2 separate regions of the Homo sapiens genome follow, and region 2 is linked to region 1. Evidence: chromatin loops called from intact Hi-C (ENCODE). Cell type or tissue: K562. All regions are shown on one strand. Links, peaks and the distances in the headings refer to the core of each region. The heading gives the core; the rest is flanking DNA.

What was found. Peaks named below come from ENCODE experiments on the same cell type or tissue, not always from the same donor. Only the 100,000 strongest peaks of a DNase experiment are listed, where the experiment ranks them.
Region 2: a loop joins it to region 1, with 3 times the contacts of the local background. A loop is called at or near these places in 2 of 110 quality-filtered maps.

Annotation. Positions count from the first base shown.
Region 1 is chr17:29,142,492-29,154,482 of GRCh38, reverse strand. All of the region lies in intron 2 of MYO18A (myosin XVIIIA), which reads left to right. The region is part of intron 1 of LOC124903967 (a long non-coding RNA gene); the gene reads right to left. Among named protein-coding and RNA genes, the nearest start is that of MYO18A, 32 kb to the left of the region's middle. RefSeq lists enhancers at 1-463, 4,588-4,637, 4,658-4,847 and a silencer at 5,228-5,707. In K562, for the core only: CTCF peaks have their summits at 5,451 (motif pointing left) and 8,963; DNase peaks (open chromatin) are centred at 2,742, 5,492, 7,952, 8,942 and 1 weaker place; H3K4me3 peaks cover 925 bases.
Region 2 is chr17:29,612,069-29,624,059 of GRCh38, reverse strand. ANKRD13B (ankyrin repeat domain 13B) reads right to left here. Exons shown (of 15, transcript NM_152345.5): 11 at 11,787-11,944; 12 at 11,506-11,658; 13 at 11,245-11,408; 14 at 11,097-11,173; 15 at 9,299-10,706. The coding sequence ends at 10,478. It overlaps CORO6 (coronin 6), which reads left to right and starts at 1,148. Exons shown (of 11, transcript NM_032854.4): 1 at 1,148-1,372; 2 at 2,576-2,836; 3 at 4,287-4,409; 4 at 4,871-5,000; 5 at 5,089-5,270; 6 at 6,441-6,560; 7 at 7,018-7,122; 8 at 7,213-7,358; 9 at 7,724-7,781; 10 at 7,885-8,115; 11 at 8,203-9,298. The coding sequence starts at 2,639. The coding sequence ends at 8,328. RefSeq lists enhancers at 1-547, 3,455-3,749, 8,057-8,920, 9,786-10,649 and silencers at 4,727-4,796, 8,336-8,385, 8,265-8,478, 8,926-8,995, 10,324-10,433 and 2 more. In K562, for the core only: CTCF peaks have their summits at 4,701 (motif pointing left), 5,911 (motif pointing right) and 6,779 (motif pointing left); DNase peaks (open chromatin) are centred at 3,619, 5,949, 6,789, 8,409 and 1 weaker place; H3K4me3 peaks cover 1,879 bases.

The sequences.
Region 1 (11,991 bases), core at 1,529-9,528:
GCCTGGCAGAGCCCCGATTGCCCTGGCAGCCTGAGATTCTGGCCTCAGGATTTCTGAACAAGAAAAGGGGTTTCTTGCTTAGATGAGGTGAGGGGCAGGCAGGAATGAAGCCTTCTCCTAGGGGTACCAGCCTGACCACCTCACCCCAAATGCCCTTGCCCTCCCTCGAGGGAGGTGAGCCACCCTGTGCGGGCACACTGAGGCCTGTCTACACGCCTCTCCCAGGGCTGCCTGATCACTCTTGCCTCCATCCATCATCACCTAACTTCGACCTGGGGAAGAGAACCACAGAACTGGGTTCTGTGGCAGGACACCCAGCTTAGGAATGGCCTAGGCGCCACATACACACGCACGCGCGCGCACACACACACACACACACACTCTGCAGAATTTAGAGTGGGTTGTCCTTTTCTCCCAGACCCCTCCAATTTCTGCCATTTGCTTCTAGCCCTTACCTTCTCTGTCCAGAGGAAAGCAGCTGGCTTCGCACCAGAGGACTTTGTCTCTGGGGTAGGGGAATCAGTTTTCCTGCTTTAATCAGGGCTTTGGGGTCCTCCCCCAGCCCCCTTGTCTTCCTTTGATGACTGATTTTGAGGTCTCTCTTCTGTGCTCTGAAAGAGGGACCCATCTTATAAAGGGTCCTCTACCCTTTGTCCCGCCCATTTTCTTCAAAATCCCAAAACTGCTGCTCTCATTGTTGCTGTAGAAACAGATGCTTGTCAAACATGAAGTTGCTTGGAAGGACTAGTTTTGGCTGCAGGAACTGCTTTCAGCTCATCTGGGGAGGAGAGAGGAGGAAGAGAGGAGGAGAGAGAGAGAGGGCCCTAGGCAAGGACCCACAGGTGAGGAGTTGTGTGTGGTTGCGAAGGTGTTGTTAACACATTGCTAAGTATTGGCTACAGCTTGGCCTCTGGAGCCAGACTGCTTGGGTCTGAATCCTGGCCATGCTGCCTACTGGCTGAGTGACCTTGGGCAAATTATTTAATTCCTCTGTGCCTCATTTTCGTCATCTATGAAATGAGAATAATCATAGTAGTTTTAGTCCAGTGTGGTTGTTCATGCCTGTAACCCCAACACTTTGGAAGGTTGAGGCAGGAGGATCACTTGAGCCCAGGAGTTCAAGACTAGCCTGGGCAACATAGTGAGACAAGCCCAGACAACATGGTGAGACCCCATCTCTATTAAAGATACAAAAATTAGCTGGGCATGGTGGTGTGTGCCTGTAGTCCCAGTTACTCAAGAGGCTGAGGTGAGAGGATTGCTTGAGCCCAGGAGTTTGCTGCAGTGAGCCGTGATTGCACCACTGCAGTCCATCCTGGGTGTCAGAGCAAGACCCTGTCTCAAACAAACAAGCAAACACAAAATAATAGTACTTTCCTTGTAAGGTTGTCTTGAGGATTAAATGAATCAATACATATAAACCACTTAGAGCAGTGCCTCAAAATAGTGCCTAGAGTCAGTGAGCATTGGCCAGGCATGGTGGTTCACACCTGTAATCCCAGTGCTTTGGGAGGCTGAAATGGGAAGATCTCTTGAGGCTAGGAGTTCAAGACCAGCCTGCGAAAGATAGTGCTACTTTGTACAAAAAGTAAAAATATTAGCCCAGTGTGGTGGTGCATGCCTGTCCTAGCTACTTAGGAGGCTGAAGCAGGAGGATCGCTTGAGCCCAGGAGTTTGAGGCTGCAGTGAGCCATGATCACACCACTGCACTCCAACCTGAGTGACAGAATGAGATCCTGTTTAAAAAAAAAAGAAGAAGTGAACATTATCATCATCCTCATTAATCTGTCTCTGGTACGTCAGGAAGCACTGGTGCCTGGTAGCTTGGTACCCGCAGGAATGTCACAGGTGCTGTTCCTGTTAATGGCTCAGCTCTGCTCACGGGGAGTGTTGGAGAACTGCTTTATTCTTGTCCCCACGCTGATGCTTATGCCCAAAGTGCCTTTCAGGTAGAGATGGGGAACAGGCCTAAGCTTACTCAGGGCTGCACAGTAATCTTAGCGAGGGATTGCTTTGGCCTGAGTTTCCAATCTGGTCTGAAGTTTGATTCCAGTTTTTAAAATTGGGCTGCTTTCTCTGTGACTCCCTCCAGTCAGATTCTTAGCTGATGGCAAGACCTCTGGAGTACCAGGTGTCTTTCTACCTATTTGTTTTCCATTTGAACAAACTCACCCTACTTTTTGGTCTTTCTACAATTTATTTTGTTTCTTCACACCTGTCTTGCTCCTGACAGCCCATTTAGATTAGGACTAAGCAGGAATTGAGGCATAAAACAGAAAGACAGTCCTGACCTGCCAGTTCCAGAGTCTGTCCTCTGCTCCTTCCACCACCCATATGAGCATGCCTAGACTCTCCCACTTGTGATTTTTACTGCAGCAAAACCTCTCCAGTGAAGTCTCTGTGACGGAACACAACAGTGGTCAGACCCGCCAATCTGTTCCTTTGCTCTTCTGTGGATGCGGGGCTGGGGGGCTTCTCTGAGCCTCCTCTCCAGCATGTCAGATATGTCCAGAGTCCATTCTCCACCGTGTCCTCCCCTTCCTACTCCTCCTTTGCTTCATCTAGTTGGTGACACAGGGAGGTGTCCAGTTATGGGCCTCACTGCTCCATGGCAGAAATCCTGGCATGCCCTGGATGAGGCTTCATTGGCCTTATTTGCTGTTGAAAGTTCAGGATTCTGTTGGGACTTCTGATTCTATAGGAGTACTAACATCAGATAAGTCCTGCAGCGGGTGGCTTGGGGAAGCCCTCAGGCCACTGCATTCCAGATGTCTTACTCGTGCTTGGCCCAGAGAATGCAGAAACAAGGAACCATTGTGTGATTGTGCAGGCACTGAGGGGCTTTCTCCCAGGCCTGGGACGCCTTGGGGTGGGAGTAGGTTTCCATTCAGTCTTGGCTTCTGCTCCCAGCTGGGTATTAAATTGTGACTACAGTCCCCTCCTCCACCTCTTTTGGAGGCCTAGGGAACAAGGCAAGGCATGTGTGGATAGGAGTCTAAGCAGACTCTGGGGTGAGGAAGGGAGACAACAGCAGGTAGGCGGGGGCATCATCTGAAGGAGGCATTGGTAGAGGGACCAGGACACACTGAAAGGGAACCTCTAGACCAGACCTGCCCAACAGAACAATTTGCAAGGGTAGAAATGGTCTATAATGCTATCCAACTTAGTAGGAACTGAACCTTAAATTTTATTTGATTTTAATTTAATCAGAAGTATCCTCATTGTTTCCATTTAACTGGAATTTTTTCTGAGACGGGGTCTTGCTCTGTCACCCAGGCTAGAGTGCAGTGGCACCATCACAGTTCACTGCAGCGAACTCTTGGGCTTGAGTGATCCTCCCACCTCCCCCTCCCAAGTTGCTGGGACCACACTTGGCTAATTAAAAAAAAATTTTTTTTGTAGAGACGGGGTCTCACTATGTTGCCCAGGCTGGTCTTGTGTTAACAACACCTTTGCAACCACAGCAACTCCTGACCTGTGGGCCCTTGCCTGGGGCCCCCTCTCTCCTCCTTTCTTCCTCCTCTCTCCTCCCCAGATGAGCTGAAAGCAATTCCTGCAGCCAAAACTAGCCCTTCCAACCAACTTCATGTTTGACAAGCATCTGTTTCTACAGCAACAATAAGAGCTACAGTTTTGGGATTTTGAAGAAAATGGGCGGGACAAAGGGTAGAGGATCCTCTATAGGGTCTTTCAAAGGCACAGAAGAGAGACCTCAAAATCAGTCATCAAAGGAAGACAAGCGATCTTGCTGCCTAGACCTCCCAAAATGTTGGGATTATGGGCATGAGCCATAACACCCGGCCAGCTTCAATTTGAATAGCCACTCATGGCTAGTAGCTACCATATTGAACAGTACGGCTCTAAACAGCTCCCAGAAAGAAATAGTTGGGTGTTCTTGAAGGTTTGTTTCCTCCTTCAGAGTCCCCCTGGTAAGGCAGGGGATGGTGGCATTTCCCCTTCCTCTCAAGAAGGAAGAGCTGTCCTCTCTGGCAATTTCTACACCTCAACCACCACCAGCTCTGGAATCCTAATGCCCCAGGGCCAGCAGGTCCCTGGCTGTGTGCCACCACAACTGGGGCAGCGCTTCCTTTCCTCGCCAAGGATGTCTTCTGCCCAGCTTTGTAACACACAGGTACTCACATGCCCCAGTGGATTTGGCCCAGGCTGTTAGCACAGAGGTGGTGGGTTGGTAGGCAAGGTAGAGGCTTTTGCTTCTTCCTGTTTCTATGGACATAGGGTTTGTGCTTTATTTTTTACTTCAGAGGGTTTTAGAAACAGGCCCAATAGGGGCTCCAGAGGTGAACACACAGATTCTCAAATATTTATTGGATGTCCAGTGTTACGAGGAACCTGAGGCTTGTCTAGAAGAACTTCTCTGACTTTGAGAATAAGCACCACAGGCCTCCATCTCTCACACCCAGGAAGACCTTACTGATATTTTATTTAAATTGCTGTGGCTGACCCTTAAGCTGGCTTCCTTTTTTTTCTTCTGTGGAAATGGAGAAGAGTTGTCATTTATATGAAAAAGAGAACAATGCTTCATTATGTTTATTCCCTCCTGTCTACCAGAGGGGGTGGATAGGAGAACATAGTGCATGTGGTACATTTAGGAGACCCAGAAGTGACCCAAGTCCTGATGAGATGTGGGGCAGGGCTGTGGAGGATTTTGGGAAAGGATCCTCAAGGCTGGCTCATGGCTTTGGGCCTTGGGGGAGCTTGGCAAAGCAGAGGCAATTTGGAAGTCCCCGGGGGCCATGAGGAAATCCCCAGCAGCTGAGAGACCTCAGAGAGCAGCAGGCCTGCTGTCGGGCCAGTCAGGTGGTCCCTGCAGTCGGCCGCATATGCCTGCCTAGTCTTTGGGGATTGACTCAGGGTCTTGGCAGAGAGGACAAGCCCAGGCGTCCCTACTTGGGCTCTGTGCCCGAAAAGGTGTGGTGGCACATGGCTCTGAGCAAACTGATGGGTGTGCCAATGCAGGGACTGGGTGGGTGTAGGGGCTGGGGGGAGTGTCAGAGCCCCAAGCCTCGGCGACCACCTCTGGGGCAGTGATCTGTGGCTCGCCGTCCCATACCCACTGACCTTCCTGATTGCTTGTCTCTAGACAAGCCCCTCTCTAGAACAGGCTTTCCTGGCGTCTTTTGACCTTGCATTCATGTATTCATTCATTTATTCCATCAATAAGCATTTACTGAATGCCTACTATATGTAGGAACTGTTTTAGGTTCTGGGGATAGAGCGGTGATAAAAACAAAGTGGGCACCGAGCTCATCCCTGCCTCTTCTTGCCCTACGCGTCCTGGGGACGGCGAGAGGCCATCTTGCCGCCGCAGCCCCCTCGGGCCGGAGCTCCTGGGGGACGCCTCCTGGGGGTGGGGCCTGGAGGCCGGCCTGGCGGAGGTGAAAGCGGCCCCAGCAAAGCGGGAGGGTAGATGAGAAGGGGGCTGCCACCCTCTGCTGGGCGCCAGCGGCGCTGCAGGGCGGAGCTTCCAGGGCTCTAGGCGCATGTGCTGGGCTTGGCCCCACCCCCTTGGCCCCGCCCAGGCTCCGGCTGGCCGGTGGGCCAACCCGGGAAGTGCCGCCCCGGGCCTGGGGCTGACTCGGCCCTCACAGAGCCTGACCCGTGCGTAGGGTGCTGAGTGGCTGGGGTGGCCCTGGGCATGCGCCGTTGGTCACTCCAGGTTTCCTCTCAGCCCTCCTTCTCCTCTCTGAGACCATCCCTAGGCTTCTTAAAGGGAGTCTGCCCTATAACCCTTCAGAATCCACTGGCTATCGGCACTGGTAGAATTTCATAAAAAATCTTGGCACCTCAATACCAATCGCTGTCTCCTAACACTACTGTTTCATACGAGGTGACATTTTGTTACTTACACACACACACACACACACACACACACACACACAAAAGAATAAAGGATAATTCCTCCCAAGAAAGGGAAGGGACTCCTGCGCTGGCATTTTCTTTGAGACAGGTGTAGACTCTAGTACTGGCCCTAGGGCTGGTGCTGAGGACCTCTGAAGTGGTCATCCTGGAAGTGCACCTGCCACCCTAGTGGCTGGGCCCTCCCACTTCAAAAGCAAGTGCTCCAGGCCCTCCTGGCCCTGAGCTCTGAGTGCTTTAAACAGGACTCTCCCCAACTCCCTAAATATAGTTCTATTATTGACACTTTACACACCGCAAATTTGTAATACAAGGATCATATAATTAGTACCCATTTATGGCAACAGTGCTTATAGACTTTTTTTTAGGAGTTTTGATTTACAGGGGAACTAGAGGGACAAATGGGGTCAGAGAAGTATTCTTTTGTTAAGATATATTTTGTTAAGATATATATATCTCATTGTTAAGATATATCTTAACAAAATATATCTTCCCAAGCTTTAAACCTTGGTATCTTTCCTTACTTTTCTCAATCTCCACCCAGACCCGCTTGTGCCCATTTCCCATCCTTCCCCAAATAGTCACCAAGTCCAGCTTATTTTTTCTCTTGAGTCACCCTCTCTTCCCCATCAACTGCCAGAATCCTAGGCAGACCCTTCTTATCTCTCATTTGGCATCACCTTTTACCTTGACTTCCTTTTTTTTTTTTTTTTTTTGTCACCCAGGCTGGAGTGCAGTGGCATGGTCGTAGCTCACTGTAATCTGTAACCTTGAACTCCTGGGCTCAAGTGATTGATCCTCCCACCTCAGCCTCTGAAGTAGCTAAGACTACAGTTGCAGGCCACCACGCCTGGCTAATTTTTAAATTTTTTGTAGACGGGTCTCTGTGTTTCCCAGGCTGGTCTTGAACTCCTGGTCTGAAGTGATCCTCCTGCCTCTGCCTTCCAAAGTTTTGGGATTACAGGTATGAGCCACCATGCCTGACTACCTTGACTTTCTAATGTTCTTTCACCTTCCAGCCTCCTTTCTCCTCCTCTTGCATCCTGTTAGCTCAGAATGTTTTTTGGTTTTTGTTTTTTGTTTTTAGGCAGGGTCTCTCACTCTGTCACCCAGGCTGGAGTGCAGTGGTGTGATCATGACTCACTGCAGCCTTGACCTTCCCTGGGCTCAGGTGATCCTCCCACTTCAGCCTCCCAAGTAGCTGGGACCACAGGCATGCCACCACCACACCCAGCTAATTTTTGTGTTTTTTGTAGAGATGGGATTTTGCCATGTTGCCCAGGCTGGTCTTGAACTCCTGAGCTCAAGCAATCTGCCTTCCTCGGCCTCCCAAAGTGCCGGGATTACAGGAATAAGCCACCATGCCTGACCTGCTCAGCATTCTTAAGGCACAGGTTAAATCATGCCCCATCACTCTCCAAAAGCTTGTTGTGCCTCCCATTGTTTTCCAGGCAGGTGGTGGTGTGTAAGGAGCTGGGCTCTGGAATCTGAACAATCTGAGTTCAAATCACCTGGCCAGTCACAATCTGTGTGATCACAGGCAATTATTTAACCTCTGTAAACCCCGTTTCCCCATTCCACAATTCCCCTTCTCATTACCTCGCAGGGTTTTGAGAGGAAAACCAGTAGCATGTGCCTGGCCATGGCTAGTGCTTGGTGTGTACCTTCTTGTTCCTTTGACTGCCCACCTTGCTTTCATCTCAGGTACAGCTCTTTCAGGTGAGAGTAACAGAAAGCCCAGCTCAACTGGCTTAAAAAGAAGATATGTGTTGTCACCAGTATCTGAAAAGTCCAGCAGTAGAACCGGCTACAGGCTCAGCCTTATCTGGAAACATTAACAGTGTGACCAAGACCTGACCTTTTCTGTCTCTCACCCCATCTTCTAGGCAGCCTTGGTCCTCAGACAAGTAATGGCAAAATGTCACAGCCCCAGGTTCTAGTTGTGTGGATAGAGATGTGTGACTCTTTGAATAATCCCCAAGTTTCATTATGTATCCTTGAAACTGATTGGGTCACATGCCCTCCATGAACCTATAGCCTGAGGATATTCTTATTGGCCAGGATATTCTTATTGGCCAGGGCGAAGTCATGTGCTGGGGTGGGTCCCCAGAGGGGAAAATGGAGTGCTATAATCAGAGGATGGAGGAATGGGTGGTGGGCAGCAGAAACAACACATGTCCACTACAGCACACACTTGCTTGATTTGAGACCCAGCTTCCTTCCCAGCTTTATCCCTCCCTCCTTGGTTTCCTATATGTGTCATACATTTCTTCCAGACTTACTGTCCACATCTCATGCTTTTCCACTTCTTTGCCTTTTATTTTATTTTATTTTTATTTTATTTTTTTGAGATGGAGTCTCTCTCTGTCGCCCGGGCTGGAGTGCAGTGGCGTGATCTCAGCTCACTGCAACCTCTGCCTCCCGGGTTCAAGTGATTCTCCTGCCTCAGCCTCCTGAGTAGCTGGGATTACAGGCACATGCCACCACGCCTGGCTAATTTTTGTATTTTTAGTAGAGACGGGGTTTCACCATGTTGGCCAGGCTGGTCTCGAGCTCCTGACCTCAGGTGGTCCGCCCACCTCGGCCTCCCAAAGTGCTGAGATTACTGGCGTGAGCCACTACGCCTGCCTGGCCCCTCTTTGCCTTCTCTTACACTACTTCTTCACCCTGGAATTCCCTTCCTACCTCATTGCCACATTATAACATTTCTCTCTTTCATTGGCCTAGCTCCAAGCTGTCTGTAAGCTGTCTACTTAATACCGTAACTGGAACAGATCTTTGCCTCTGAACTTCCCTAGACTGTTATTGACGTCCCTGACTTGAATTTTAATTATTGGGGTACATTTGTTATCTCCTCTGCTGATCTGTACATTTTTTTAAATCAGGAAGTATTTAGTTGAAAACAAGAACTAAATTATCTTCTTTCACTCAGTCACTCAAACGTGCCTCATATTGTCTCTGAGCAGGGCCCAGTGCTAGGTGAGTGCTGGGGATAGAGCAATGAACAACACACAACCTCTGCCTCAGGAAGCTCAGTCTGTGGTGGGGAAGCTGAAAAAGAAGCAGGCACGGTGCTTCCCCACAGTGTTCGCCTTGAGGTATTACAGTTCACAGCTAGTTGAATAAGTGAACGACTTCCTCCAGCCCTCAGAGCCTCCTGTCTGGCCTTCCCCCAGCTCTGCTTAGCCACTCTGCCTGGTCAAGTGCCTGAAACAGAGCCAAGGACCTTCCACTCATCCACGCCACCAATGTGGGAGAGCAGAGCAGTTGAAGTTGTCACCACACATGGAGATCCCCTTGTTCCCCACTCTATTCCAGCCCGTTTATTGTGCGTGCACCGTTCAGATCAGTTGGTTAAATCCATATGGATTTTCGTGGAACACCTTTTGTGTGCCTAGTGCTGGGGAACGGGATGGGATATAAAGGAAGTAGGAAATGGTCCCAGCTCTCCAGGGAGAGCAGGCTTAAACATTCAACACGAATCGATTATCATTCAGAACATTAGTTATGCTGTATAGTCATGGCACGTGGACAGTAAACTTCAATAAGTTCAACTATATGGTTGTGAAAGAAACTATATTACTGTAGCCTAAAATTATAAAAATAATATTTTGTGTGTTTTTACTATATGCTGTACATGACTATTATGCTTTCCTGCAGCTATATTATACCAAATGGCATACTCAAAATCATGTGTACTATACTTTGTGAGCAGTTTAAGGGATTTTCAGGAGTTTTGGACTATATTCTATTTTTGCCTTACGTGCTGACTTTGGAATCTAACCCCACATAGTGTGTGACTCCACTGTATATAATAGAGCACCATATTGAGTATAACCAAGAACCGTATGTATGTAATGTGTTCAGGTGTGGACAGTGAGTGCTATGGTTTATGATAATAATGATATTAATAATTTAATAACTATAATTTGCCAGGCCGCACATCAGTTGCTTTACATGTACTGCCTTTTCTATTCTTATAACAGCCTCATAAGGTGGATATCATACTATTTTAAGGCCAAAAAGGTAGAAACTCTAAGAAGTCAAGTAACTTTCCCTTAGGTCAGACAGCAAGAAAGAGGCTGGGATTCAGACCCAGGTGTGTCTGGCTGCCAAGCCCACGTTCTTTGCATTGCCGGGTGGGTCTTGGGTTTCAGGGAAGGCTTCATAAGGGAGGCAGGAGTTGAGATGGGCCTGGAGAGATGGAGAGGGTCAGCCAAGGTAGAGACACATTCGTAAGGAATGGCTCTGGTGGTGACAAGGGCAGGCAAATGACGGAGAGCCAGGCTGGCTGGGAAGAGGGAGAAGAGACTAGAAAAGTGAAAGTAAAGTCTGAGGAGGGGCCAGATTATAGCTTCCAGCTGTCCTTGGAGGCAAGCTGAGGGGCTTGGGGTGGCCTGGCTGGCTGTGGGAGTGTCCACATGGCCTCTGGAGCCATCAGTTAGACTCATCAAAGAAATGGACCATGCCCTGATATTGCACCACCACGCTTTGGGCAGCAGAGGGACTAGCTGTAGTTGCATGTGAAGCTGAGTGGAGACAGGCACACTGACAGACGAGTGACAGCTGATGGCCTAATGAGGTAGGGGACAAAAGAATTAAAAAGCAGACATATGGCCACAAAGGGCATCTGGCCTTCCTAATATAGGCATATGCAAGGCTTCAGCATGGTGGTGCCTAAGAGGGGCTGGTGCCCTTGGAGAGAGGCTGGGGCATTGGTGGGGCAGAAGCCAGGCTGCTGTAGCCAGGCCAGGAAGTCAGGAGTCATCATGGTGGAGATGGCGTGCCCTTCAGTACAGGATGGAGCAGAAATGGATTGGGTTCAAGAAGGAAAGCTCAGAGTGTGAGATCTTTGAGATGAATTAGGAGTGTTGTACTTAAGGAAGCAGGGTATATATGTTGGTTATTTTTAGGATTATAAATAGTATAGAATTTAGAAAATGACTTAAATCTTTTATCCCTTAAAAAGGGTAGGCTCCAGTTACCTGGAAATTTTGCTTACAATGCCTCATTTTTTCCCCCGCTTATGATCATAGGTAGATAATAATAGTTAAAATGTATTAAGGCCAAATGTGGTGGCTCATGCCTGTAATCCCAGCACTTTGGGAGGCTGAGGCAGGTGGATTGCTTGAGTGCAGGAGTTTGAGACCAGCCTGGGCAACATAGGGAAGCCCCATCTGTGCAAAAAAAAAAAAAAAAAAAACCTACATGGTGGCACGGTGGTGCATGCCTGTGATCCCAGCTACTACGGAGGCTGAGGTGGGAGGATGGGCTGAGCCCAGGAGATGGAGATTTCAGGGAACCAAGATAGTGCCACTGCACTCCAGCCTGGGCAAAAGAGCTTTTGTTTGTTTGTTTTGTTTTAAGTATTGAAAATGAATGTGCTGGACACCGTTCTCAGAGCTATGTATGAACTAATTCTTTTAACCCATGTAATAACCCCATGTGGTAGGTGCTATTATTTTCCCATTTTACAAATGAAGAAATTGAAGCACAGAGGCTGGGCATGGTGACTCACGCCTGTAATCCCAGCACTTTGGGAGGCCAAGGCGGGCAGATCACTTGCGGTCAGGAGTTCAAGGCCAGCCTGGCCAAAATGGTGAAACCCCGTCTCCACTAAAAATACAAAAATTAGCTGGGCGTGGTGGCGCCTGCCTGTAATCCCAGCTACACAGGAGCCTGAGGCACAAGAATCGCTTGAACCTGGGAGGCGGAGGTTGCAGTGAGCCGAGATGGAGCCACTGTACTCCAGCCGATAGAGTGAGTGAGACTCTATTTCAAAAAATAAAATACAAATGAAAAGAAGTTGAAACACAGAGAGATCAAGTTGTGTAGTTTACTTCATGCAAGAGCCAAGATTAAACCAGGCCGTGTGGCCCTGGAGGTCATACTCCTAACCATGGTATGCTGTGAATCATTCCTTTCAAGCCGTGCTTCTCAGACTTTAATGTGCCTCAGCATCACCTGGAAGCCTAGTTAAAACACAGATGCTGCACCCCATATCCAGAGTTCTTGGTTCAGCAGGTCTGGGTTGGGTTCCTGGAATTTGCATTTCCAACAAGTCCCCAGGGGATGCCCACGCTGCTGGCCTGAGAACTTGGAGAACCAAAGCCC
Region 2 (11,991 bases), core at 2,675-10,674, 470 kb before region 1:
TGTTCCCCTACAAGCCACTGACTCTTGATTTGATTCTGTCCCTACAAGCCACCTGGACTCTTCCTGAGAAACAAAGGAGCCTCGTGGGCCCTTCATGGTTTCTACCACCTTCCCTCCCTTTCCTCCCCAGTGCTGGTTCCTGCCCTTCAGAAGGCTGTGTTCCATTCACTCACTCCCAGGTGTGCCCTGGAGGGTGGGAAGTAATAACTGGCCCCAGATGCCCTTATGATCCAAGGGAAGAAATCCAGGCAATGTGCAGACACTGGGTAGACTGGAGCTACGGGACTGGCTGGTCTTCACTGGCTGTATTTTGATCAGGTTATCTTTAATCTCCTTGACCTCGGTCAACATTCAGTTCTGTGAATATTGGGGGAGACGGGGGAAGCTTACCTGGAACACAGTCGGGCGCCAATTCAAACAAGGCCCAGAAAACATTAGGAGTCTGGCCTCTGAGTTGGCTTCTCTGACCCCTAAAATGTGACTAGAGACCGGTGCTAGCCTCTTCCCCCTGCATCTGGGAGGGGAGGGAGTGTCAAGGTGGGTTCACTTTACACTCGGTCCTCCCCTTGTTCTTTCAGCTGCTTCCTGCCCTGCTCCATGGAATCTCATCTAATGGGGTGAAATGCCTAGCACACAGCCAGCATTTTAGGTTTCTCAAATGATCGCTATTGCCATTCATAACAATAACTAACATTCACAACCCTGTGTCGGGTGCCCTCTCACTTGCCCTACATCAGGATCAGCCTGGGTCCTCATTCTCTAGGGCCTCTTTCCCCCAGGGAGGCCTGGAAGTGCAGTCCCGCAGTCCCGGCCGATCGGGACAGCTAAATTGGGAGCGCGATTGAGGCTGGAATGCGGGTGGAGGCACCTGGTCTCCCTCGGCTGCCCGCTCTAGGGGCGCACGCCCCCTCGCCCGTTCCCTCTCCAAGCGTCCTGCTCTAGGTCTGCGAACCCGAGCCTCCCCAGCCTACCCGGGAGTCATGGAGGGAGGGAAGCAGCGTGCGCACCTAGCACACAGCTGCACATTTATTTTCGATGGTTCTCCGAGGCCGGCGGAAGCTGGGAGGGGAGTCGGGGTCGCTCGACTTTCCCGCCGCTGGAGGGGGCGGGGCAACTTGGGCTCTGGCCCCGCCCCTATGCTAGCCCCGCCCTCTTAGGTTGATGGCAGCGGCAGCTGGGGCTGCAGCGGCGCCGGGCTCTAGAGAGCCGCAGGATCGGCCAGAGTGCGGAGCTGGACACCCGGGTCCCAGATACTACAGACACCCGGAGAGGTGGCTCCTTCGCCCTGAAGCCTTCCTCGGCCCCCTACGCACTCGGGCCCCTTCCGCAGAGGATTCGCAGCGTGAGCGCCCCGCAGCCCGCTCAGGACCAGGTACCCAGCCCCCCACACCCGGCCGTCACCGCAGCCAGCGGAGCGGGCGGGGTCCCTGAGGGGCAGAGGTCTGCGCCTCCTCCCCCCGCGCCGCCAAATTCGGTTTCGGGCGGGGAGGACGTGGTGTCTATATTTGGCCGGACAGCAGCCAGCGCTCCCGGAGGGCGCAGACACCTCGTCTCGCAAGAACGCAGTGTCAGGGCAGCAGGCTGAAGAAGGGTGCAGGGAGGCCGGGCCTCAGGCTCGGGGCCGCAGACGCGCCTTGAAGGGCACACGGATGCTGGGGCTGGGGTGGGGCAGGAGCCACTGGCTGGGGCTTTGGGAGTGCTCAGTGTGTCCTCTAGGGAGACCCTAGCTGGAGAAAAGGCACCTCACCCTCCCCACCCCTGCAAATCTGGCTTGGCCGTGGCGGGGGCAGGGGTGGAGGATGGGGTTGAAGACCCCACCCCTAGAAGAGTTCACTAGGAAGAAGGCCCAACCAGGGCAGAGGACCCAGAGGAGAAACCGGACAAGCCTATGGTAGGCAAAAGCCAGAAGACCATGATCAGGGCTTCCTGGAGAAGCCAGTGCAGAAAGGAGTGGGAGAAGAGGGATCCACCTCACTCTGTGCTGCCACCCGTCCCCCCACAAGGCATGGGATGAAAACAGTAGCAGAAAGGACTCAGATTGGTGGACAGGAGGAACTTCCCCCTTGGCAAAATTTTAGGAAAAGGCAAAACCCCATCTGCCTGAACTATTCCAGAGATGCGAGTTCGGTATCCTGTGGTGGCTGCAGTCTTGGCCCCATACCTGGCTTTAAGCCAAGATCCAATGGTCAAGTCTTCTGCTTCTGGACAGGGTGCCTCTGGGAGCTACAACCACGTCCGTGAAGAGATGCTCATCAAGGCTGGCGGTGGTGGGGGCGGGGGGTGCAGGCAGTGTGGCATTGAGGCTCCTCCCAAAAACATTCCAACGTCCAGAAAGCTTTCAGTCTGTTAGGCTCCACAATCCCCTCAGCCTGGGTCTCTGTGGAGAATTCAGGCCCCAAATCCTAGCCACTTACATTAAACAGCATTTTACACAGCAAAATAACTTTCCCATACTTTGACCACCTTGAAGAAAGCTCCCTGCTTCTAGGACCAGACACTATATGGATTTATACCTGACTCCTGACCACATAACCCTTCTCATCAGCCACCCCTCCACTCCTCCTCCCTCCCGCAGCTCACAGGACTAAGGACCAAAGGCATTTCTGGGCACTGAGATCCTACCTCTCTGCCTGCAGCTATGAGCAGACGTGTGGTTCGGCAAAGCAAGTTCCGCCATGTGTTTGGGCAGGCAGCAAAGGCCGACCAGGCCTACGAGGACATCCGTGTGTCCAAGGTCACATGGGACAGCTCCTTCTGTGCCGTCAACCCCAAATTCCTGGCCATTATTGTGGAGGCTGGAGGCGGGGGTGCCTTCATCGTCCTGCCTCTGGCCAAGGTGAGGGATCAGGGAAAGGAAGCAAGTGGGAGGACACTAGCTGGGGCCCCTGGGAACTCCTGAGCCTTTGTTCTCACCTAGTTCCATTCCATAGTCAGGAGAAGCATCTGTGTGGATTGGCTCCTCCCTATTCCCCAAGCCCTCAAGGACCAGAGGGGAGGCCACCCCACCCCACCCTAACATCAGGGTGGCTTACTCCCACTCCCTAGCCCTCCCACCTCTCCATGCACCACCCCATTCCCAGCAGGGACCAGGAGGGGAGCCGGGTGATGGAGATGGTTGGGACACAGCACAGCCAAGCCTGGCCAGATTCCATCACTGCCTCTCCTAATGCCGCATCCCCTCATGTTTTGGGTGTGGAGAACCTCCTCCCTAGCCCAAGATGACCATTTGATTAAGTCACATCCCAGAGCAGCAAACTGAGGACAGGGTCAGGCTCTATCCAAAGAGTCCCTGGTTACCTCCAAGGACACTTGCAGTGAAGTAGAAAGAAAGGGAACGGAAAGGAAGGGGGACATGACACATAAAGCCAGAGCCCTCCCTACCCTCAGGATGGGGACCAGGCAATGACTACCACGTTAGCTTCATAACCTTAAGCCCCTTGACCATCCACATCCCAAGGATGACTCTCCCCCAACCCCCAAGGTATGACCTTGACCTGGATTCTGGCCCCTACACCTTGTTAGGGTAGGCTCCACAGGTGGCGGGGTCAGGAAGAGGCCTGAAAAAGCCAGTGACTCACCCCAGACAATGCAGACATCATCCTGGGACACAGCCCCAGGGCTCAAATTTCAGCCGGAGCTGCCTCCTCCCCCAATATGTCTGCTCTTTCAGTACCACATAGCCACCCTCTCCCCCGCTGCCTGGTCTGGACCAGTGTCTGCCCCTGCAGAGGTCTCAGAACCCCCACAAGCAGCCTGTGAAGACCAAAAAATAGATGGGCCCCCAGCTCCCATTTGGGGATAGTAGGCACCAGGACTGCTTGCTGCTTGTGGTTCCAAGGTAAAAGTGGTTCACAAGGAAGAGATCTGCCAAGGGAGGCCAGGAAAGGGCTGTCCAGCACTACACTATTATCTCACCTTGACCTCTTCCACCAGGAGATTCCCACAGACACTTCAATAGGAGAACAGGCTGAAGAACAGCCTCCTCCAAGTAGGTGTCTTTGGAAGAGCACTGGGCTGGAAAGTTCAAATCTCAGCTCTACAAGTATCTTGTTGTGTGTCCTTGATGAGGCCATCTTACCTCTCTGTGTCACAGTCCCTAATATTAAATTATTTCAACTCTGCCTTCAGTAAAGTGCAGGAAGTGGACTGGATGGGGTTAGAAGTGCAGAGAGGGATCTGCAAAGAGAAAATAGGTAATAAGGAATCGAGATGTAAGCAGATCTGCTACCCACTCCCCAAAAAACACACAGGAGAGTAGCCCCACATCTTCTTCTCCAACCCCTCAGACAGGGCGAGTGGATAAGAACTACCCACTGGTCACTGGGCACACTGCCCCTGTGCTGGATATTGACTGGTGTCCACACAATGACAACGTTATCGCCAGTGCCTCAGACGACACCACCATCATGGTAGGAGCCAGGTGGCTACTGCTGGGCAGTTGAGCAGGGGAGCAGGGAAGGCTGCCTCACCTGTGCTGGGGAAGGTGCTAAGGGTGGTAATAAGGGAGGTGCTGGGTCCCAGGGCCCTGCCCTGCCCAGCTCCTGGACTATTTTTAGCTACATGCCCACCCCCTCCCAGGATGCACTGCTTAGGACTAATTATAGCCATGGCCAACTTGGTGCCTGGAGAGCAGCAGGGCAGTGCTCTGAAGTCTCCCTGCTGGAGTGAATGGGAGGTCTCTGGAGAGCTGGCAGTGCCCCCTCCTGGCTCCCAGCTGCTTCTGTTCTAGGCATGCACCACCACATCTTGCCCTGTATTTGACCCTTACCACTCAAGAGAGCCAGTAGGGTTAAAAAAAAAGGTAGGGAAGGAGTGGAGGGACAGGGTGGCTCCTCATTCCACCCACCATATACCTTTTCTTCCTACCCAGGTGTGGCAGATTCCAGACTATACCCCCATGCGCAACATTACGGAACCTATCATCACACTTGAGGGCCACTCCAAGCGTGTGGGCATCCTCTCCTGGCACCCTACTGCCAGGAATGTCCTGCTCAGTGCAGGTCTGGGGGCTAAGGAGGGGTCCCCCATAGATGGGTGGGTGGTGGCAAAGGTGGGACCCAGGTGACCATGCCTGGCCACTCTGGGCAGGTGGTGACAATGTGATCATCATCTGGAATGTGGGCACCGGGGAGGTGCTGCTGAGCCTGGATGATATGCACCCAGACGTCATCCACAGTGTGTGCTGGAACAGCAACGGTAGCCTGCTAGCCACCACCTGCAAGGACAAGACCTTGCGCATCATTGACCCCAGAAAAGGCCAAGTGGTGGCGGTGAGTGCCTGGCCTGGCCACTCCCCAGAACCCCTTGACCAGTGGCCAGCTGTCAGCACCCTTGTACCCACCATTATCAGAGCCCCTGGTCCCGGCTTTCACCTGTCGCATCCCTGCTCCAGAGACTAGCCCCCTTCCCCCGTCTCTGCAACCACAGGTCTCTGCCCTAAGTAAGCCCCCAGCCTGCAATTCTCTGCCCGGCTCCTGTTCCCTCCCCTCCCTTGCATCTCAGAAGCTCAGAGAAGGGCTCCTCGCTTTGGGATTGAGGAGGGGAGAAGCTGGAAACTCCATCCTCCCACCAGAACCTGCATGAAACCTGAGCTCCTGGACCCCTCTCCTCTCAGCCGGCACCCAGACGCATCTTCCAGGGTCTGGGGCCTGACACTGGCTCGAGGGCTGGCCCTTTCTCCTTGTGGACCCGCTGGGCGGGGGATGGGGCAACCCTCGCGCGTTGCTTATCCCAGCCGGATGCCCTGGGAGGGCGGCGGCCCTGGCCTCGCCAGCCTCAAGTCTAACCTGGGGTGCGGGTGCGTGGGCCGCGTGCATGTCTGCGTGGAGCAAGCGCGCCGAGAGCGGTCGGGGCTGGCGCCGGGGCGCTCTAACCCACTAACCCGGCGAGCAGGAGCAAGCCCGGCCTCACGAGGGCGCCCGCCCGCTGCGGGCTGTCTTCACCGCAGACGGGAAGCTGCTCAGCACCGGCTTCAGCAGGATGAGTGAGCGGCAACTCGCGCTCTGGGACCCGGTAGGCCAGGCCGCGCCGGGCGCGCTAGCTCGCTCCTTCTCTGGGTCTGCCGGGAGCGCCTTCCCGGGCTGTGGCTGGCGCCCAAGAGGCCAGAGCGGAGCGGGGAGCTCCCATTCGGGAAAAGCCTCGCTGCGACTCCGGGGAGCCAGCAGACACCCCTGCTCTAGGGATCGGCCTTTGAGCGCGCTTAAGGGTTCGGGATCGGCTGAGAGCCGCGTGCCTCCTGCTCTCTCCAGGCCCGGATGCTCTCCAGGTCAGGGGCCAGACGTGGCCCCGCAGGAAGCTGAGTGCTTAGGCCCCATTTGTCTCTTCCCCGCATCCGCTCCTCCACCCCGGACACCCAAGTCAGCAAGCTGGTTGCTCATCCCTCCATGCTCCTCAGGGCAGGCAGCTGGGTGATGTCCCTCCCTGTCTCCCCCTCCCCCCAGGAGAGGTTTGCGGCCCACGAGGGGATGAGGCCCATGCGGGCCGTCTTCACGCGCCAGGGCCATATCTTCACCACGGGCTTCACCCGCATGAGCCAGCGAGAGCTGGGCCTGTGGGACCCGGTAACGCAGCTGGAGGCTTGGGGTGTGTGCCTCGGGGACTGGCATCACGGGAGAGTGGCCAGGCGCCCCCCACCCGCAGGGCATGCCCACCTGGACAGGACTGAAGGCTGCTGCCACCTCTGCAGCGCCTGCCATTCTCACACCCACCCCTCTGCCCAGTTTTGCTGCGTCGCGTGAAGGATCCTGCGCTGGCGCCCCCACCTGGTGATGCCGAGTCCCTGGGGGTGGTTTGCTGTGACTGCATGCGGCGCGCAGCGGGTATATGTGCAGGGGAGGAGGAGCTATGTGCGCAGGGGAGGAGGAGAGATGTGCCCAGGGGAGGGGCCTGCAACTCTGGTCACTAGAGGTTTGGGGCATAGGGTTTGGGAAGGCCAGGAAGCGTAAAGGGGCTTCTGGGGGTCCCGAAGTAGCACGGGAGGGTGGGGCAGGGCTGGTCACGCCTCCTGTGCTCGGGCAGAACAACTTCGAGGAGCCAGTGGCACTGCAGGAGATGGACACAAGCAACGGGGTCCTATTGCCCTTTTACGATCCCGACTCCAGCATCGTCTACCTGTGTGGCAAGGTGCTCACGGCCGGGCAGGGAGAACAGGGCACTGGATGGAGATGTGGAGGGCCTTGTCCGGGCGCGCCCCTGAACCGACTGATTTTGCAGGGCGACAGCAGCATTCGGTACTTTGAGATTACCGACGAGCCGCCTTTCGTGCACTACCTGAACACGTTCAGCAGCAAAGAGCCGCAGCGGGGCATGGGTTTCATGCCCAAAAGGGGACTGGATGTCAGCAAGTGTGAGATCGCCCGGTCAGCAGCCTTGGCCCCTCCTGAACACCTACCCGCCTCTGTCCCCCACTCATGTCGGGTCCTAGCCACGGGGCTTCCCCAGTAATGCAGTGCTTTGGAAAAGCGGGGCGGGGGGATAAGACAGCTCTGTTTCAGTGCCAGACCCACCGCTCACTAGCCTTACATTCTCAACTTCAGTTTCCTCATCTATAAGATGATGGTGAACACACCATCAGGGTGTTTTATTGCAGAACCAATAATGTGTGTAATGTGCAATATGCATGGTAGGCGCTGAGCAAGTGTTGGCCTCCAACCCCCTTGGTCTTAGACAGGAGAAGTTAAGGACGTGGAAGTCTGCGAGGGTGCTGAACCCTGCTCCCTTATAGGTTCTACAAGCTACACGAAAGAAAGTGTGAACCTATCATCATGACTGTGCCCCGCAAGGTGAGGGGCCGGGAGAAGGGTTGGGCAGGGCTACGAGGCGGAAGGGAGCGGAGCAAGCCCCGCACCCTCTCACGCAAGTCCTCCTGTCCACCCACCCCCGCAGTCAGACCTCTTCCAGGACGATCTGTACCCGGATACGCCAGGCCCGGAGCCGGCCCTAGAAGCGGACGAATGGCTATCCGGCCAGGACGCCGAACCCGTGCTCATTTCGCTGAGGGACGGCTATGTGCCCCCCAAGCACCGCGAGCTCCGGGTCACGAAGCGCAACATCCTGGACGTGCGCCCGCCCTCCGGCCCCCGCCGCAGCCAGTCGGCCAGCGACGCCCCCTTGTCGGTAAGATCGGCCCTGCTGCACTCTGGCCCAATCTACATCTCCCCCAACCGCCCCTATACGACACGGCCTCTCTGTCCTCCGCCCCAGCAGCAGCACACCCTGGAGACGCTGCTGGAAGAGATCAAGGCCCTCCGCGAGCGGGTGCAGGCCCAGGAGCAGCGCATCACGGCTCTGGAGAACATGCTGTGCGAGCTGGTGGACGGCACGGACTAGCCCCGCGCGCCAGGCAGGCGGAGCGGGGCGGGGCGCACAAGCTCGGCCCCGCCCCGGCTTTTAGTCCCGAACTCCGGACCCCGCCTTCTTGGGCTGGGCCCGGGGGCGGGACTGGGGAGGGAACTCCGCCCCTCGCGGGAGACCAGAACTCTTGGAGCTTAGGGGAGACCCACGTCGCTCCAGCGGAGGCTGGACTGCGAGCCTCGTCTGGGACTCGGCTGGAGCTGGCCTAGGGAGGCCTGGGGTAACCTGGGGGGCTCAGCAATGGTGCTGCACGGCGAGGTGGTGTCCCCCTTTGTCCTCCGCCCAGGGCAGGGAAAGTGCTTAGTATTAGCGTGATGCTTGGGGTTATTGGAGCCTGAGCTTGACCTCAAACGGGTGGCGATTTGATGGGTACCCCCAGGCTGGGGAAAATGACAGCGCTTCTCCTAATCAGCTCACTGGATTCCATCACCCTGAGCGGTAAACCAGATGGGCGTCACCCCAGTTCTGCAGACACATACACAACCCGTTTGCTGCAGAGCCGGACCCAGTGGCTACACCCACAGCGGTCTGTGGTAGAGAACTCTCTTCCTTCTTTCCACCGACAGGGGCGAGGGCTGCTTCCTCGCGGCAGCCCCCGCGAAGAAATCTCGAGAGAACTGGCATGAGGAGTTAGGTTCATCACAAATACACACACACTGCCCCCAACCCTCTGCCGTTGCCTCTCTCAGAAAAACAAGACGTACTGAATGAAATATTTTACTAAGCGTTCAGTCTGTGCCTCCTGCATGGGTGGGAGTGAGGGGAACGAGACCCCCAGCCTCTGCAAATGCTACCCCCAGGCTCCTGGGAGACCTGGCGATGCACTCCTGGGCTCAGGGTCCATCAGGCAGCCTCTTACCCTAGAGCTCTCTCCACTCTGAGGTTCAGAAGGACCCCAACCCACACCGTAGGCGTTCCCCCCAAGTAAAGTTAGGTAGCAAAAGCCTCCGGTATGAAGCCTCTTTTATTTGTGCCTCAGAATCAGTCTGGTGCCCCTGGCATCAGGGAAGGGGGTGGGAGGAACAGTTTCTCTTTGTTCTTTTCTTCCATCCCTCTTTGTGTCCCTTCTGAGCCTCACTGGCTGAGCCGGGAAGGCCAGTCCCAGACAGGCCCGGGACAAGGGTGTGCGGTGGGCCCCTGCCCCTGGCGGGGTCTGTGCTTCTCTGGGTGGGTGAGGTGGGGCAGGGGAGAGCCGGGGGTTAGCACCATTGGATGAAGGGTTTTAGAGTCAGTCTCCGTGTGGGGGCAAGTGGGATGTACAACCACAGAGGCTAGCAGCAGCTGGTGGGAAGGGGTGGGGGTGGCGCCAGGGCCCTGGGCGAGCCCTTTGTGTCCAGTCTACTTGGGTCTAGTGCTTACCCCAGCCCAATATGCTCCCCACTCTCCGAGGCACCATGAGGGAGTCAGGGCTTGCACAGGCCAGGGGGCTACGTTGGACACACTCCCTGATCACAAAAAAAAAAAAAAAAAAATGTGCCTTGGGGGATGGGACTCCAACTTCTGGCTGCCCAAGGAGAAGCTGGAACCACCCTGAGACCCAGGACGGGTGTGGGGGCTGGGGGAGCCGGGTACCCCGCTAAGTGCACTTGACGCTGAAATGCCGGGGTGGGGGAGGGGCTGGGCCCTAGACGTGCTGGTTTGTGTCTGGAACAAAGCAGTGACACAGCACGCGGGGAGCTCAGCTGCCCCCCAGGAGTGAAGAGCAGAGATGCAAAGGCTTCAGGGGCAGTGTCCTGGAGTGGGGTTAGTGAACAGAAATGCGGACCGGCCAGAAGGAGCAAGGGATAGGGACAGCGCTCCTCTAAGGATTCATCTCCCCCTCAGGACCGCCTGGCTCCGCCCTAGGACAGGACAGATCTGAGCCCAGGGGAGCGGGTTGGGGAATCAGAATACAGCAAAGCAGGGGGACCAGGCCGTGCCAGTTGCCTCCAGGGCCCTGGCCTGGGAAGGTACCCCGCGGCCATGCCGAATCCCTCCCCGAACCGTGCCTGCTGTGCTGCTGCACCCGCGAGGCGGTGGCTCCAGTCTCCAGCCGCCGCTCTGCAGGCGCGCAGGCCGGGGTTTGTCTGGCTCCTGGCCCTGGGCGTGGCGCGCGTGGCGCTGGCGAGGGTCCCGGCAGGGGGCGCTACTGCTCGGTCAGTGAGAGCCTCAGGATGCGCTCCAGCTCCTCCTCCTCCTGGCGCGCGCGCCGCCGCCTCTCCTCCTGCTCCTGCGCCGACAGTTCCATCGCCAGCCGCAGCTGCTCGTCGTAGCTCCGGAACACGTGGCCGCCGGAACCTGGCCCTGAGCTGGGCCGAGGGCTGGGCACTGACGCCGGGGGCGCAGGCTGGCGCTGCGGCGTGGGCGGGGCGCTCCTGGGGGTGGGGAAGGAATGTCGCGGGCTCCCGGGCGCACCCACCCACCGGCCGGGGCCGGGACACGGCGTGGAGGCTCCAGGGCGGCCCGCGGCCACCACCCTCTAGTGGAGGCGGTCAGTCCCGCGGCGTCCTGGCCCCCACCTGGTCGTGGCGGAGCCCAGACCCTACCAAGTTCTCCCCGTCAATGCCTGGGGAGAGTCTGAACTCCGCGGTGAAGCCTGGATCCCTGACCCCTGCCTGCCGCCTCGGAGGCAGGAGTGGTGGCAGAAGCCATCCCGATACCAGGAGGGTCCCTGCCGAGGGCCCCGCGGGTTCTCCGGCTGTGTCCTGGCTTAGGGGAGACAGGATCCTCTCCGGAGGATTCTCTCCGGCCCAGCGGGCACTGACCTGTCCTGTCGGCGACCCTCGTAGGACATGGGGTGGGTGCCTGGCTTGCTGTTGGTTAGCGCCTCCCAGATGGTGACCTGCGGGGAGGCGTGGGCGTTAGCCGTGGCGGCGCGGAGTCCCGTGGCCCCGCGCGCCCGCGGAGACGCACCTGGTCATACTCACTGCCCGCCTCAAGCAGGCTCTGCTGGATGGCGAATTGCAGCAGGTCGTCGTCGTCGTCCCGGGTCGCCGCCTCCCGCTGGCCGCCCATCATGCTGTAGCCGCGCGGGGCCTCGAACAACGCTGGGGAGATCTCGCAGCCGCGGCAGGAGGCTGGGGGCGCGGGGGCTGGGTCAGGCACGGCCGGGCGCGCCCCTCCCACCCACCCCGGGGAGAGCCGAGGGGCAGGCGTTCTCGCGGGGGGCCTCACTCGTGGAGCTGGAGCTGCTGACGCTGGAGGAGTCGCTGCCTGGGGAAGGCGTCTCGCTGCTGGGGCTGCCTCGCACCGATGGCACCGGTTCGTCGCAGCCGTTGAGGTTCCCGAAGGTGATGCGGGCGTTGAGGATGTGGAAGATCGGGATTTCTGAGGATGAGGAAACCTTTAGGCGCCACCACTCAGCCCCTCACACCTCAGCCTCAGCCCCACCCCGACCTCATCTAAACCCCGGTCGGCCCGCCACGGGCTCAGGAGAAATGGCCGTGCGGTCTCACCAATCTTAACTGGGAAGCCAGGAGGCAGACGCAGGGTGATGAAGTCCCGGAGCTTGGCAAAAAGCGCATTGCTGACGGCCATGAGGTCAATGATGGGGGCCACCTGCTCACACAGGGACAGGGGATGCTCCTCACACAGCCACAGCTTGGCCTTGAACCTGCCCCCACCAGATCCCAAGGGGTAAGGGACACTGCAGGAAGCCAT